Regions from separate parts of the Homo sapiens genome. Here region 2 is linked to region 1. A link is an interaction called in ENCODE POLR2A ChIA-PET data of the cell type or tissue named here. Cell type or tissue: HepG2. All regions are shown on one strand. Links, peaks and the distances in the headings refer to the core of each region. The heading gives the core; the rest is flanking DNA. Region 1 overlaps ANKRD55 (ankyrin repeat domain 55). Region 2 has its middle 30 kb from the start of IL6ST-DT.

Evidence for each region. Peaks named below come from ENCODE experiments on the same cell type or tissue, not always from the same donor. Only the 100,000 strongest peaks of a DNase experiment are listed, where the experiment ranks them.
Region 2: POLR2A ChIA-PET joins it to region 1 with 10 read pairs; 5 of 35 experiments call an interaction of 5 or more read pairs at or near these places.

Annotation. Positions count from the first base shown.
Region 1 is chr5:56,152,153-56,159,184 of GRCh38, forward strand. The region is part of intron 6 of ANKRD55 (ankyrin repeat domain 55); the gene reads right to left. Among named protein-coding and RNA genes, the nearest start is that of ANKRD55, 78 kb to the right of the region's middle. RefSeq lists a silencer at 4,566-4,735 and an enhancer at 4,726-5,521. In HepG2, for the core only: no CTCF peak of the experiment used is centred there; no DNase peak of the experiment used is centred there.
Region 2 is chr5:56,022,079-56,029,110 of GRCh38, forward strand. No RefSeq gene overlaps it. Among named protein-coding and RNA genes, the nearest start is that of IL6ST-DT, 30 kb to the left of the region's middle. In HepG2, for the core only: no CTCF peak of the experiment used is centred there; a DNase peak (open chromatin) is centred at 3,433.

The DNA.
Region 1 (7,032 bases), core at 1,218-5,217:
AACTTCTGATTCATTAAAAACTTTTGTTTGTTATGTTACCTTTTGCTAACTGTAAAGTTAAAAATTTCAAGTCAGGGACTGTTTCTTCTGCTTTTGGTTCTATCTCAGGAATGTGGTAAGTAGAAGTGATGCTAAGAATTATGTCCAAAAGGTCACATCTGTTTTTGCAACTTAAATTTATTTTCTCAGAGTGGTTCTACAATTGAAGTTTTGTTTGTCAGACTGCTCACAAAAATCTGCTTACATAAGAATGTGCATTTAATATATCCTAAACAATATATATATCCTAAATGCTGTGCATAACAGTGCTTCTCTGGTTAAATGCATTCAAAGTTCTAACCCAGATGCCAACAGCTCAGAGCCTCTCTTGATAGAACACTCTTCCTGTCAAGGCTAAAATGAGAGCAGGAGAGGTTAGTTTCCATTTAACTCCCGGTAGCTGCAACAGACAAGCCTCACTCTATGTCAATGATTCTTCTGAGGTCCTGTTTTGAAGAACAAAAGCACAAAGGACAATCTGACCTATCTTGCTTTTTTCAGTGTTAACCGCAGTGTGGATAACTTCTAAATAAGTCAGTTTATAATTAAGCAGTGTGGTTAATGAAACAGGAAAAACAAACAGATCATTGGAACAGAACAAAGAGTTCAAAAATGAAACCATATATTAAAAAAAATCTGGTAACAAACAAAAACATAATTTAACATAACATAATCCAGTTCTTGGGGTAGAGAAGGCCTTCTTTAAAAAGACATCAAAAGAAAAAGCAGAAACAGACAAGAATGATCATTTTAATTATATCAGATTTTTACATTTCTGAATAAGAAAAGGTACTATGAACTATTTCAAAATAGCCAACAGCCTACGAAAAAGTATTTACAACCCAACAGCAAAGCATTAATATTCAGCATATAAACTAAACTCCTATAGATCAATAAGAAAATGACAACCCAATGGATCAATCGACAAAGAATGTAAACAGGCAAGTCACAAAAGAAGATATAATAAAGACCATTATGTCTATGAAATGATGTTCATCTCATTAATCAGGGAAAATGCAAATAACAAGAAAATCCAGCAACAACTGGGAAAAAACCAGTACTTCCACTAAAAACAACAACAACAACAACAACAACAACGACACGCAGCTATTTTGGGGGAATAATTAGGCAGTGTGTATTAAAAATAAAAACATACACTCTCTACTACCCAGCAATTATTCTTTTAAGAGAAATGCTTGCACAGAGTATGCAAAGAGGCTTGTACAAGAAACACTCTTTAGACTGGTGTTTATGATGGTGAAAAATTGAGACAACCTAAATATCCATTCATAGGGGAATGGCAAAATAAATGGGGGTATTTTGATATTATGTAACATGATGAAGCCATTAAAAGGAATGAGCCACAGGCTGGGTGCCGTGGCTCACGCCTGTAATCCCAGCACTTTGGGAGGCCGAGGCAGGTGGATCACGAGGTCAGGAGTTCGAGACCAGCCTGGCCAACATGGTGAAACCCTGTCTCTACTAATATACAAAAATTAGCTGGGCGTGGTGGTGGGTGCCTGTAATCCCAGCTACTCGGGAGGCTGAGGCAGGAGAATGGTGTGAACCCGGGAGGTGGAGGTTGCAGTGAGCCGAGATCGCACCATTGTACTCCGGCCTGGACAGGGCAAGACTCCATCTCGAAAAAAACAAAACAACAACAACAAAAAAGGAATGAGCCAGATCTATATGTATCAAAAATTCTAAGACAAATGCTTGAGTTGAAAAAACTAAGTTAGGCCGGGTGTGGTGGCTCACACCTGTAATCCCAGCACTTTGGGAGGCTGAGGCGGGTGGGTCACGAGGTCAGGAGATTGAGACCACCCTGGCTAACACAGTGAAACCCCGTCTCTACTAAAAATACAAAAAAAATTAGCTGGGCGTGGTGACGGGTGCCTGTAGTCCCAGCTACTTCGGAGGCTGAGGCAGAACCCAGGAGGTGGAGCTTGCAGTGAGCCAAGATCGCACCACTGCACTCCAGCCTGGGCAACAGAGTAAGACTCTGTCTCAAAAAAAAAAAAAAAAAAAAAAAAAGTTGCAGAACACATAGAGTGGTACCTTTTTTTAAACAATGAATTTAACTGTTACTCCCCGCTACCCCTCATACAATGGAGGCTACATCATGCTTGGAGCTTGTTGAAAAAAGACAGACGAGAGAAGATTACTTGTTCAAAACATTGAGCAGCCAAATACAGGAACTCCACCAAAGTAATGAATGAAAAAGAAAGCCTGGGCTGTGTTCTTTCCATTTCAGAATTGTATTTATTTCTCAATGGCAAGAGCTTTTGCTGTTATAAATTTATCGTGATTGGCTCTCACTAGCAATGACCAATAACTAAATAAAATAAATAATTGGCAAAAACGGAATTACAGCAGAAGATTTAGTTTTAAAGTTTTTTTTTTTTTTTTTTGAGACAGAGTCTTGCTCTGTTGCCTAGGCTGGAGTGCAGTCACGCCATCTCAGATCACTGCAACCTCCATCTCCCAAGTTCAAGCAATTCCACCGCCTGCCTCAGCCTCTGGAGTAGCTGGGGCTACAGGCATGAGCCACTACAGCCGGCTAATTTTCATATTTTTAGTAGAGACGGGGTTTGGCCATGTTGGCCAGGCTGGTCTTGAACTCCTGGCCTCAAGTGATTCACCCACCTCAGTCTCCCAAAGTGCTGGGATTACAGGCGTGAGCCGTGGAGCCGGGCCTCAAAGATCTTAACTGGCTTCATTTGCAATTCTAGAACTGGGCTTCATTCCAAAATGTTCTGGCCAGGCATGGTGGTGCACGCCTATAATCCCAGCACTTTGGGAGGCTGAGGCGGGAGGATCACTTGAATCCAGGAGTTCTAGACCAGTCTGGGCAACATAGGAAGACCCCTGTCTCTACCAAAAACAAAAAATGAGCTGGGTATGGTTGTGCATGCCTGTGGTGCAGGGTTTCTGTGGTCCCATCTACTCTGGAGGCTGAGGCAGTAGGCTGCAGTGGGCTGTGATCGTGTCACTGCACTCCAGTCTGAGTGACAGAGTGAGACTGTCTTAAAAAAAAAAAAAAAAGTTTTCCAACGAGCCCAGCAGAGGAGGTTGGTTTTGTAGACAGAGAAGGACTGAAAAAAGCAGAAGCAAAGAACAAAAAGCAGATTGGTTATTTCAAAGTTACTTTCCTTGAAAGATGAAAGATGAGAACAGGGAAACAGAACAACAGAGAAAAAACTGATTGCTTAACATCAGGTTACTTTAGGTTACTTTTTGTTGTCAGGATTAAAAGCAGAGGAAATTTCATTATTATGCTAAGTAAAACTAGCCTGTTTGGGAAATTTGGGTGTTATCTCTCTCCTGATTTCTCAGAAGGTCAGATAACAACTCGGTCTCAGTTTGGTAACTTGGAATTTAAGTATGAGGGACTCCATTTTGATATTTGGCCTGGTCTGTTGACCTAGTACAGGAGCTCAGTCAAAAACAAAATTATGAGTGCCTCAGAGTTATATGAGTGCCATCTCTACTAAAAATGGAAAAATTAGCCTGGCATGGTGGTGTCTGCCTGTAGTCCTAGCTACTCAGGAGGCTAGGTGAGAGGATCACCTGAGCCCAGGATGCGGAGGTTACAGTGCACTGACATCGCACCATACCACTGCACTGTAGCCTGGGCCACAGAATGAGACCCTGCCTCAAAAAAAAAAAAAAAACCAAAACCATGTATATATCTATATACAGATACATATATATACACATACACATACATATATGGATACATAATATATACATACACATATATATCCCTATGTTTTGTTTTAAATCTTCAGTGATTTAAAGCAAAACCTCAGGGGAAAAGAGGGTTGCACTGTTAGAAACTTCTGCTTTAAAAATGAGAACCAGAGATGAGGTAGCACACTCTGGTCACTCTGCCCATGGTGTGGAAGCAGGCAGCCGGAGTGGCGGAGTCCATGTGTATGAAAAACACAGGCAAGCATTAGCAGTTGGTTTCAGATGGATTCCAGACAGCAGGCTGTGAATGGACCAAAGAGGAAGCTGTGACCATGGGTAGGAAGTGCCTTGTTGAGGCCCTTGCTCTGCTGGGTCTGCTTTCTGGGCTTAAAACCCAACGGGTCCATATGCTGGTGTAATAGCAGGAGGAATCTTTTTGCAGAAGTCCCTTTGCATGAGGAGGAACCAGGGACTTTTCCAATATTTACCACATATTCTATGTAAGGTGTTACAATTACCACTCTTAGAAAGATCCATGTCTGCTTTCATTGTCTGCACCGCCAGGTGCCTCCTGGGGTGGAGAAAAATAGGGAACTATGTCTTTGCTGGGGGGTTGCTAGTTCTACTGAGGGGTGCTGGAGTTGTAGGTCTATAAGTGGAATTTAGCTTTAGGGTATAAATGAGCAAATTTGTCATCTTTCTAAATAAGACCTAGTTTAGGGATTACCCCAGAGGTTGGAGGTGGAGGAAGTAGTTGGCAACTTGCCCTGAAATCTAGAGGTTCACAATCTGCTGACATGGACTCCGCCACTCCAGCTCCCTGCTTCGACACCATGGGCAGAGTGACCAGAGTGTGCTACCTCATCTCTGGTTCTCATCTTTAAAGCAGAAGTTTCTAACAGTGCAACCCTCTTTCCTCTGAGGTTTTGCTTTAAACCACTGAAGATATGGGGAGTGAAAGCAGCAGGGGCTTTCTGATGTGGTCATTAATGCTAGTCAGAGGGAGGCCTTTAATCAGAAGGCTCAAGACAGATGGGTGGACCGGGCGCAGTGGTTCACACCTGTAATCTCAGCACTTTGGGAGGCCAGGGTGGCAGATCACCTGAACTCACTGTGGGGAAAAGAAAGAGAAATCAGACTGTTACTGTGTCTATGTAGAAAGAAGTAAACATAAGAGACTCCATTTTGTTCTGTACTAAGAAAAATTCTTCTGCCTTGAGATGCTGTTAATCTGTAACCCTACCCCCATCCCTGTGCTCGCAGAAACATGTGCTGTGTCGACTCAAGGTTTAATGGATTTAGGGCTATGCAGGATGTGCTTTGTTAAACAAATGCTTGAAGGCAGCATGCTTGTTAAAAGTCATCACCACTCCCTAATCTCAAGTACCCAGGGACACAAAACACTGTGGAAGGCCACAGGGACCTCTGCCTAGGAAAGCCAGGAATTGTCCAAGGTTTCTCCCCATGTGATAGTCTGAAATATGGCCTCATGGCAAGAGAAAGACCTGACCGTCCACCAGCCCGACACATGTAAAGGGTCTGTGCTGAGGAGGATTAGTAAAACAGGAAGGCCTCTTTGCAGTTGAGATAAGAGGAAGGCATCTGTCTCCTGCTCCTCCCTGGGCAATGGAATGTCTTGGTGTAAAACCCAGTTGTATATTCCATCTACTGAGATAGGAGAAAACCGCCTTAGGGCTGGAGATGAGACACGCTGGCGGCAATACTGCTCTTTAAGGCATTGAGATGTTTATGTATGTGCACATCAAAAGCACAGCACTTTTTTCTTAACCTTGTTTATGATACAGAGACATTTGTTCACATGTTTTCCTGCTGACCCTCTCCCCACTATTACCCTATTGTCCTGCCACATCCCCCTCTCTGAGATGGTAGAGATAATGATCAATAAATACTGAGGGAACTCAGAGACCGGAGCCGGCGCGCGTCCTCCTTATGCTGAGCGCCAGTCCCGTGGGCCCACTTTTCTTCTTCTATACTTTGTCTCTGTGTCTCTTTCTTTTCTCAAGTCTCTCGTTCCACCTGACGAGAAACGTTCACAGGTATGGAGGGGCAGGCCACCCCTTCACTCACAAGTTTGAGACCAGCCTGCTCAACATGGTGAAACCCCGTCTCTACTAAAAATACAAAAATTAGCCGAGCATAGTGGTGCACACCTGTAGTCCCAGCTACTTGGGAGGCTGAGGTAGGAGAATTTCTTGAATCTGGGAGGCGGAGGCTGTAGTGAGCTGAGATTGCACCACTGTACTCCAGCCTGGGCGACAGAGTAAGAATCTGTCTATTTAAAAAAAAAAGGCAGATGCGGGGGCATCTGCCCCAGAAGAAAGTGATTAGGAGGCTTACCCCCGCCCCCTTGCCTATGGTCACCTAGCTTCCTTGAAAATAATGTAATCGGCATCTTTGTGTATGTACATTTTTAATGTTATCAGACTTTCTTAGTGAAATGCAACCAAACCAAGCACATATTTACTTTAAAATTCCATTGAAAACCAGGTATTTAAATTGATTTTAAGAACCTTGTTAAGGAAATCAGCCTGGCTAAGGAAAATTAGTACTGCATTTTAAAAGAGTTAAGCAGATCTAACAAGACTCTAAGCTACTCTTGGACAGCTCTGCTTAGTGTCTGAGCCACCTTCCCTCAAGAACTTTGTTGAAGAGTGTTGAACGACCTTTTTGGAAGCCTTCTACTTGCAACATGAATTAAACAGCAGTTACGATCACTGGGATTAATAATGTGATGTCTGGAGCAGGTAACCCGGAATTATTAATATTATCTCTCTGTCATCTTTTTCTTTTCTTTTTGGAGGGGAGGGGGACAGGATGTCACTCTGTCACCCAGGCTAGGGTGCAGTGATGTGATCATATCTCACTGTAACCTTGAACTTCTGGGCTCAAGTGATCCTTCTGCCTCAGCCTCCAGAGTAGCTGGGACTATAGGCATGTGCCACCACACCCAGCTACTTTTTAAACTTTTTGTAGAAATGGAGTCTCGCTCTGCTGCCCAGGCTGGTCTCAAACTCCTGGGTTCAAGTGAGCCTCCCACCTTGGCCTCCCAGAGCACTGGGATTACAGGCATGAGCCAGTGTCCAGTCTTGTCATTGTTTTCCTTTTTCTTTCTTTTTTTTCTTCAGAGAGGGGGGTCTCACTTTGTTGCCAGGCTGGACTCTCAAACTTCTGGGCTCAAGTGATCCTCCCACCTCAGCCTCCTGAGTAGCTGTGACCACTGGCACGCGCCACTACACCCACCTCTCTGCCATCTTACACGAGAGAGCATGTCTTAGGCTG
Region 2 (7,032 bases), core at 1,280-5,279, 130 kb before region 1:
CAAATAAAAACATTTAACACCAAAAAAAGGAAGAACAACAGAATTTCAGGATGACAATTGGCAAATATACATGCACATTTCCTTTAAGGCCTGGTGAAAACTGTCACTTACTAAAGGACCTTTTGGAAACTACTGAACTAGATCATCTCTAAGGTCTTATCTAGACCCTCAAGTTGGGTGTGGGGCATCTGAACACTGGATAGTAGTGAGATGATAGATTTGGGGGTGTAAAGTTATTCATTAATCTATTCATGTGTTAAATCAACAAATATTTATTGAATACCCACTATGTGCCATATATTTAAAAGCTGGGATATATCAATGAACAAAATAGACAAAAATGCCTGTCCTCACGGTACTTATATACTGGAGGGAAGAGACAGAAAACAAGTAGTAAACATAAAACAGAAGGCAATTATAGGCTGGGCGTGGTGGCTCACGCCTGTAATCCCAGCACTTGGGGAGGCTGAGGTGGGCGGATCATGAGGTTAAGAGAGCGAGACCATCCTGGGCAACGTGGTGAAACCTCATCTCCACTAAAAATACAAAAATTAGCTCGGCGTGGTGGCGTGCGCCTGTAGTGCCAGCTACTTGGGAGGCTGAGGCAGGAGAATTGTTTGAACCTGGGAGGTGGAGGTTGCAGTGAGCCAAGATTGCGCCACTGCACTCCAGCCTGGCGACAGAGCAAGACTCCGTCTCAAAAAAAAAAGAGGCAATTATATACAGTGTACTACTTTGGAAGATGCTGACTGCCATGGAAAACAAGAGAAAGCAGAGCAGGCAGGGTAGGCAGGGAGTCTGGGGACATTTTTCTGGTCACAGCACAGCAAGGAGCACTGGATCTCATTAACATGATAGGCACATTTTTTGGCTTCTACTTATTGCCTCAAACCTAGCCATGAGTAAATTGATTAATTTAGAAATTTATTACTTATTTCACATATTTAATATCTCTAATGCAGGGTTGTTGTAGATCATAGTAATTAATTCAGCTTGGGAAATTGTCACTGAGTTATTTATTTAGAATAACAGCTTGTGATTTTATTAGCGGTGTATCTGATTTTGAAAATGCCTTAATTCAATCAATTGATTAATCATTTATCATTTAGTCAATAAATATTTATGGATTGCTTGTTATGCAGAAGGCTGAATTATATGTGCATGTATTAAAGTTATAGCTATAGAATTATTAAGTCTAGAATTCCTGAGTGTTTATAAAGGTGGAATTAGGTGCTGTGAAGTATTACAGAGTTAAAAACGGCAATATTTTTAACCCAGAGAATATAGCGTATTTGTTTGCTAATTTGCTTTAGAATTATCTAAGAACAGGTTAGTTGATCTCACAATACTTCTCTGGTAGATAGGGTAGCATATTTTCCTTATTGCATATGTAGGCAGACTTGAGATTCCAGGAAGTTAGATGCCTTATCCTTAGTCACTTAGGGAGTGTAGTGTCGATATCGCAACGAGGACCTTAGGTTTCAGGGGTCGTTGTTTAGCAATATCTGATCTTGAGCCAGTTGGTATAAGAGGACACATACCTTTGGTTCCTGATCTCTCTGGGAGACGGGGGTCCTTTAATGTGCCCACCCAGAGCTCCCCTTCCACAGCACCCACCTCTTTCTGGATTCTACATCTTTGATGCCAAAAGGCCTCAGATTGCAAAAATTATTTGGTGCTTCAGGTCTTCTGTCTCAGCGAATGGGGTTCAGGCCTCCCTCTGGTCTAGGTGTTGGCAAGTACAGAAGGAAGGTGGAGGGGTAAGAAAGGGGGCAGAGGAAAAGGCCAAAAGAGAAACTACCATGTTCATTTCAGCTCTTTCTTCTTCCTGCAGCTCGCAGCTTACTAATTATTCTTCTCCTTCCCAATTACAGAAAAAAGAGAAAGGATCATCATAAAGAGATTCTAGAAATGTGACCTTGACCATTTAGCTTTTGGGAATGACATGTCTAGCCTTAACTTTTGGACATTTTTAGCTAGCAATTTTCAACTTGGTTACAAAATGAGCAGAAGAAGTATTATCCTATGAAGGATATTTTTTTTTTTGAGTCAAAGTCTCGCTCTGTCGCCCACGCTGGTGTGCAGTGGTGTGATCTTGGCTCACTGCAACATCTACCTCCCGGGTTCAAGCAATTTGAAGGAGATGTATTAAAAATACCTGAAGGGAGCCAGGCATGGTGGCTCATGCCTATAATCCCAGCACTTTGGGAGGCCAAGGTAGGCAAGTCACTTGAGGTCAGGAGTTCGAGACCAGTCTCGCCAACCTAGTGAAACCCTATCTCTACTAAAAATGCAAAAATTAGCCAGGCGAGGTGGCGCATGCCTGTAATTCCAGCTACTTGGGAGGCTGAGGCAGGGGAATCGCTTGAACCCAGAGGCAGAGGTTTGAGTGAGCTGAGATCATGCCACTGCACTCTGGCCTGTGTGACAGAGTGAGACAAGACTCCGTCTCAGAAAAACTTAAAAAATAAAAACAAAATAAAAATAACTGAAGGGAGGTTGTCAAAATATGGATCTCCCCCGTCTCCCAGGATCTCATTCTAGCAAAAGTTCTCAGTCTTGGCTACATATTAAAATCACCTGGAGAACATTCACAAAATGCCCAGGTATACAGCCTACCTCTAAGAGGCATTCTGAGTTCATTGTTCTGGGATATAATCCTGCTGATATTGTATTAAAGCTCCAGGTACTTTTAAGGTGCAGCCAGGATCACTGCCCCGGCAATCCTGAATTACTGACAGGAGTGTGTCCTAATCCTGGTGTGCTGCCCCCAGGTGTGTTGGAGTGTGGAGAAAAAAACTCGAGAACCATTAATCCAGTGTTTCTCAAAGGGTGGTCTGCAGAACAGCAGCATCGGCATCACCTGGGAACTTACTAGAAATGCAAATTCTTGGGCCTAACTCCAGACCTACTAATTCAGAAACTCTCAGGGTGTGACCCAGCAATCTAGGGTTTCAGGAGCCCTCAGGTGATTCTGATGCATGTTGAATTTCAGAACCACTGTCCTAATCTAACCTGTAGTATTCTGAAATGATAATCTGAATATAATTGAGTTAGATACCTTCTTTTCTGATAAAAAGAACATTATATCTATAAGCAGGTGTAGGGAGCTTTGTTTAGCTAAAGAAATTAAAGTGCTATGATAGGAATGTTAGACATTAACTAGAAAGGAATCTGGGAATAGGGGCAGAGGTTGTTCATGATTTTCTTTTTGAGGTACAGGATCCTTCCCAGAAAAATCACACCATGTGGTCAGCCATCTTCTCTCCTTGAGCTAAAGCTCTTTTTGTGTTGACTATGAGTTTATATTTTAACCTACTCCAGGCAAACTCTTCCCCATAATCAAATAAAGTTTTCAAAGACAGTGAAGATTAGCAAACAAAGCCTTGCATTAGACAGAAGGGCTGGGAAACACTAAAAGCAACCTTGAGCCAAGATGTCTCCCTGGTAATCCAGCAGGTCCACCACTAGGATAGTAAATAACTCTGATGACATCATGGCATGATGTCTGGTGACTCTCGGTCACCACAGTAGGGGCAGAAGAGTGAGGTTTTCTGATCCACTGATCCATTTGGTCCTTCAGTGACCCCTTTGGCGCTGATAGAATCTTTTTTTTTTTTTTTTTTTTTTTTTTGAGAGAGGGTCTGGCTCTGTCACCCAGACTGGAATGCAGTGGTGCAATCTCGGCTTACTGCAGCCTCTGCCTCCTGGGCTCAAGTGAGCCTCTTGAGTAGCTGGGATGACAAGTATGTGCCACTACGACCAGATAATTTTTGTTTTTTTGTTTTGGTAGAGATGGGGCTTCACCATATATTGCTCAGGCTGGTCTTGAACTCCTGGGCTCAAGTGATCTGCTGGTTTTGACCTCCCAATGTGTTAAGATTACAGATATGAGCCACTGTACCTGGCTCATAGAATTTTTTTTTTTTTTTTGAGACGGCGTCTGTCTCTGTTGCCCAGGCTGGAGTGCAGTGGCACGATCTCGTCCCACTGCAAGCTCCGCCTCCCAGGCTCACGCCATTCTCCCGCCTCAGCCTCCTGAGTAGCTGGGACTACAGGCGCCTGCCACCACGCCTGGCTAATTTTTTTTTTTTGTATTTTTAGTAGAGACGGGGTTTCACCGTGTTAGCCAGCATGGTCTCAATCTCCTGACCTCCTGATCCGCCTGCCTTGGCCTCCCAAAGTGTTGGGATTACAAGGCGTGAGCCACCGCGCCCGGTCAGCTCATAGAATCTTTAGAGAAGAATCTTTGTAGGTGGGATGATACGTGCTTCTGGACATCATGTGAATCATCATATTTCCAGCTTTTAAGCATATTAATGAGGATTTGAACAATGTCTTAAAGCAGGAGTACTGTTTTATTATGAAAGAAGCTTCCTAGTTGACAAACTTTTCATACAGAGTCAAACTTCATTCTAATGGCAATAATTATTATATTATAAGAAACTGGGGGGCCGGGCATGGTGGCTCACGCCTGTAATCCCAGCACTTTGGGAGGCCGAGGTGGGTGGATCACGAGGTCAGGAGATCGAGACCATCCTGACTAACACCGTGAAACCCCATCTCTACTAAAAATACAAAAAATTAGCCAGGCATGGTGGCGGGCGCCTGTAGTCCCAGCTACTCGGGAGGCTGAGGCAGGAGAATGGTGTGAACCGGGAGGCGGAGCTTGCAGTGAGCCGAGATCGCGCCACTGTACTCCAGCCTGGGCGACAGAGAGAGACTCTGTCTCAAAAAAATTAAAAAATTAAAAAATTAAAAAAAAAAAAGAAACTGGGATCATGTTGAATTTGCCTGAAACAAATCCAAGGAGTTAGATTGCTTCAGAGGTCACCTGATAGAAATAGCTCATAAATTCCCTAGGAGTAAATCACTCTTACTAGGCCTGAAGACATGCTTCAAGTCAGAATGTGATAGTAATGATTCACTCTGGGATTTCATTTCAAGCCACAGGAACTAAAAATGCAAGTACAGTTCCCAATGCGAAACGCAACCTGTAATCTTAATCCATTTAACTTCCTCAAATTGCTGTATTACTCAAAACAGCTGATTTCTTCATTGAGCATAGATGAATTTCCTCTGTGGCAAATGTCACCATCTGACCCAAGGATATGTCTAGGCCCTCCTTACCACCTGTGAGCTCTCCTTCAAGGAAAGGCCGTTGAGCAAGCCCAATTGGTCTAGTTAAGAGCCTGTGCTTTGGAATCACTTAAGAGCCTGTGCTTTGGAATCAGATTACCTGTGTTGGAATCTACCAATATGGCTTGGTAGGAGCGTATTTTTGGATGTATCTCTTAACCTTCCTAAACTACAATTCCCTCAACTGGAAAATGGAGAAACAATAATACTGACGTCATAGTATCAGCAGTTGCACAGGATCTAGTATAAAGGTGGTCAGGTATAAAAGTGGTCAATAAATATTAGTTCTTATTTAAGGAGGTAATATTATAATGGTTAAGAGGAGGATTTTAAGGCCAAATTGTCTAGTTCGAATCCCAATTCTGCCACTTACTTTGTAAAAGTTACCTAATCACTTGGGGCCAAGGTTGAGGACAGGTGCCTGGGAAACACCGGGAAGTACTCCAGGGAATAAATGAGAGGCTCCAATTTTTATTTTTATTTATTTATTTATTAAGGCGGAGTTTCACTCTTTTGCCCAGGCTGGAGTGCAATGGTGCGGTCTCAGCTCACTGCTATCTCTGCCTCCCGGGTTCAAGTGATTCTCCTGCCTCAGCCTCCCAAGTAGCTGGGATTATAGGCACCTGACACCACGCCCAGCTAATTTTTGTATTTTTAGTAGAGATGGGGGTTTCACCATTGGCCAGGCTGGTCTCGAACTCCTGACCTCAGGTGGTCTACCCACCTTGGCCTCTCAAAGTGCTGGGATTACAGGCTTGAGCCACCGCACCTGGCAGAGGCTCCAGTTTTTAAAGAAAAAAGGACAGCTCCGGAAAAGGGATTGAATGCAAAAGTTGTTCATCAGGAATTCTCATTAGTTTACAGGAATAACACTGAATAGTGATTGGCTATACATTGCTGAACTGTAGGCTATGAGTTATGGTGTCCAGGATATGGCATTTTTTGGCTCCTTTGTGTCAGTCTAGAGCTCATATAGCAAGTGGCTTCAAGAAGTGATTCCTGGGCCGGGCGCAGTGGCTCACGCCTGTAATCCCAGCACTTTGGGAGGCCGAGGTGGGCGGATCACGAGGTGAGGAGATCGAGACCATCCTGGCTAACACGGTGAAACCCCGTCTCTACTAAAAGTACAAAAAATTAGCCGGGCATGGTGGCGGGCGCCTGTAGTCCCAGCTACTCGGGAGGCTGAGGCAGGAGAATGGCGTGAACCCGGGAGGCGGAGCTTGCAGTGAGCTGAGATCATGCCACTGCACTCCAGCCTGGGAGACAGAGTGAGACTCCATCTCAAAATAAAAGAGGTGATTCTTTAGCTTGAGGGAAGAGTGATAGTCCTGTCACATTTCAAATGCCTCTCTGGGCATGATAATTTAAAGGGGCTTGCATGCCTCAGATGCAAATTTCTTTTTCTTTCCCATAGCACACTAGGAGAGAGTACAAATGAGGCCCACCTATCGTGTTTTAAATACTTAGAAGTTGTACATCAAGTTAAATAACTCTTAAATAAAATGTTTTCTGTTCTCCTATCTTGACAAATATACCTTCATAGCAAACTAGGTTCAGGTTCAAATGTAGAATTTTTAGAGTTCCACACCAGAGGTGGGAGGAACAGAGGGAGCCAGCCCCTGGACACTGGGTTCTGGCCTCCAGCTACTTCTCTTACCCAGCTTCTTCCTGCACCCAGCCCTAGTATCCAGGGCTCCCCAGCCCCCGTCCCATACACATACCTGTGGTAACAGTGTGCTACCTGGAAATCTCCAGGGAAGTGCCAGGTAGATGCTCTGGAAGTTGGTGTGCGCTCTTTCGGCAAAAGAAATTCCAGAGTCAGCCGGGCACAGTGGCTCACGCCTATAATCCCAGCACTTTGGGAGGCCCAGGCGGGCAGATCATGAGGTCAAG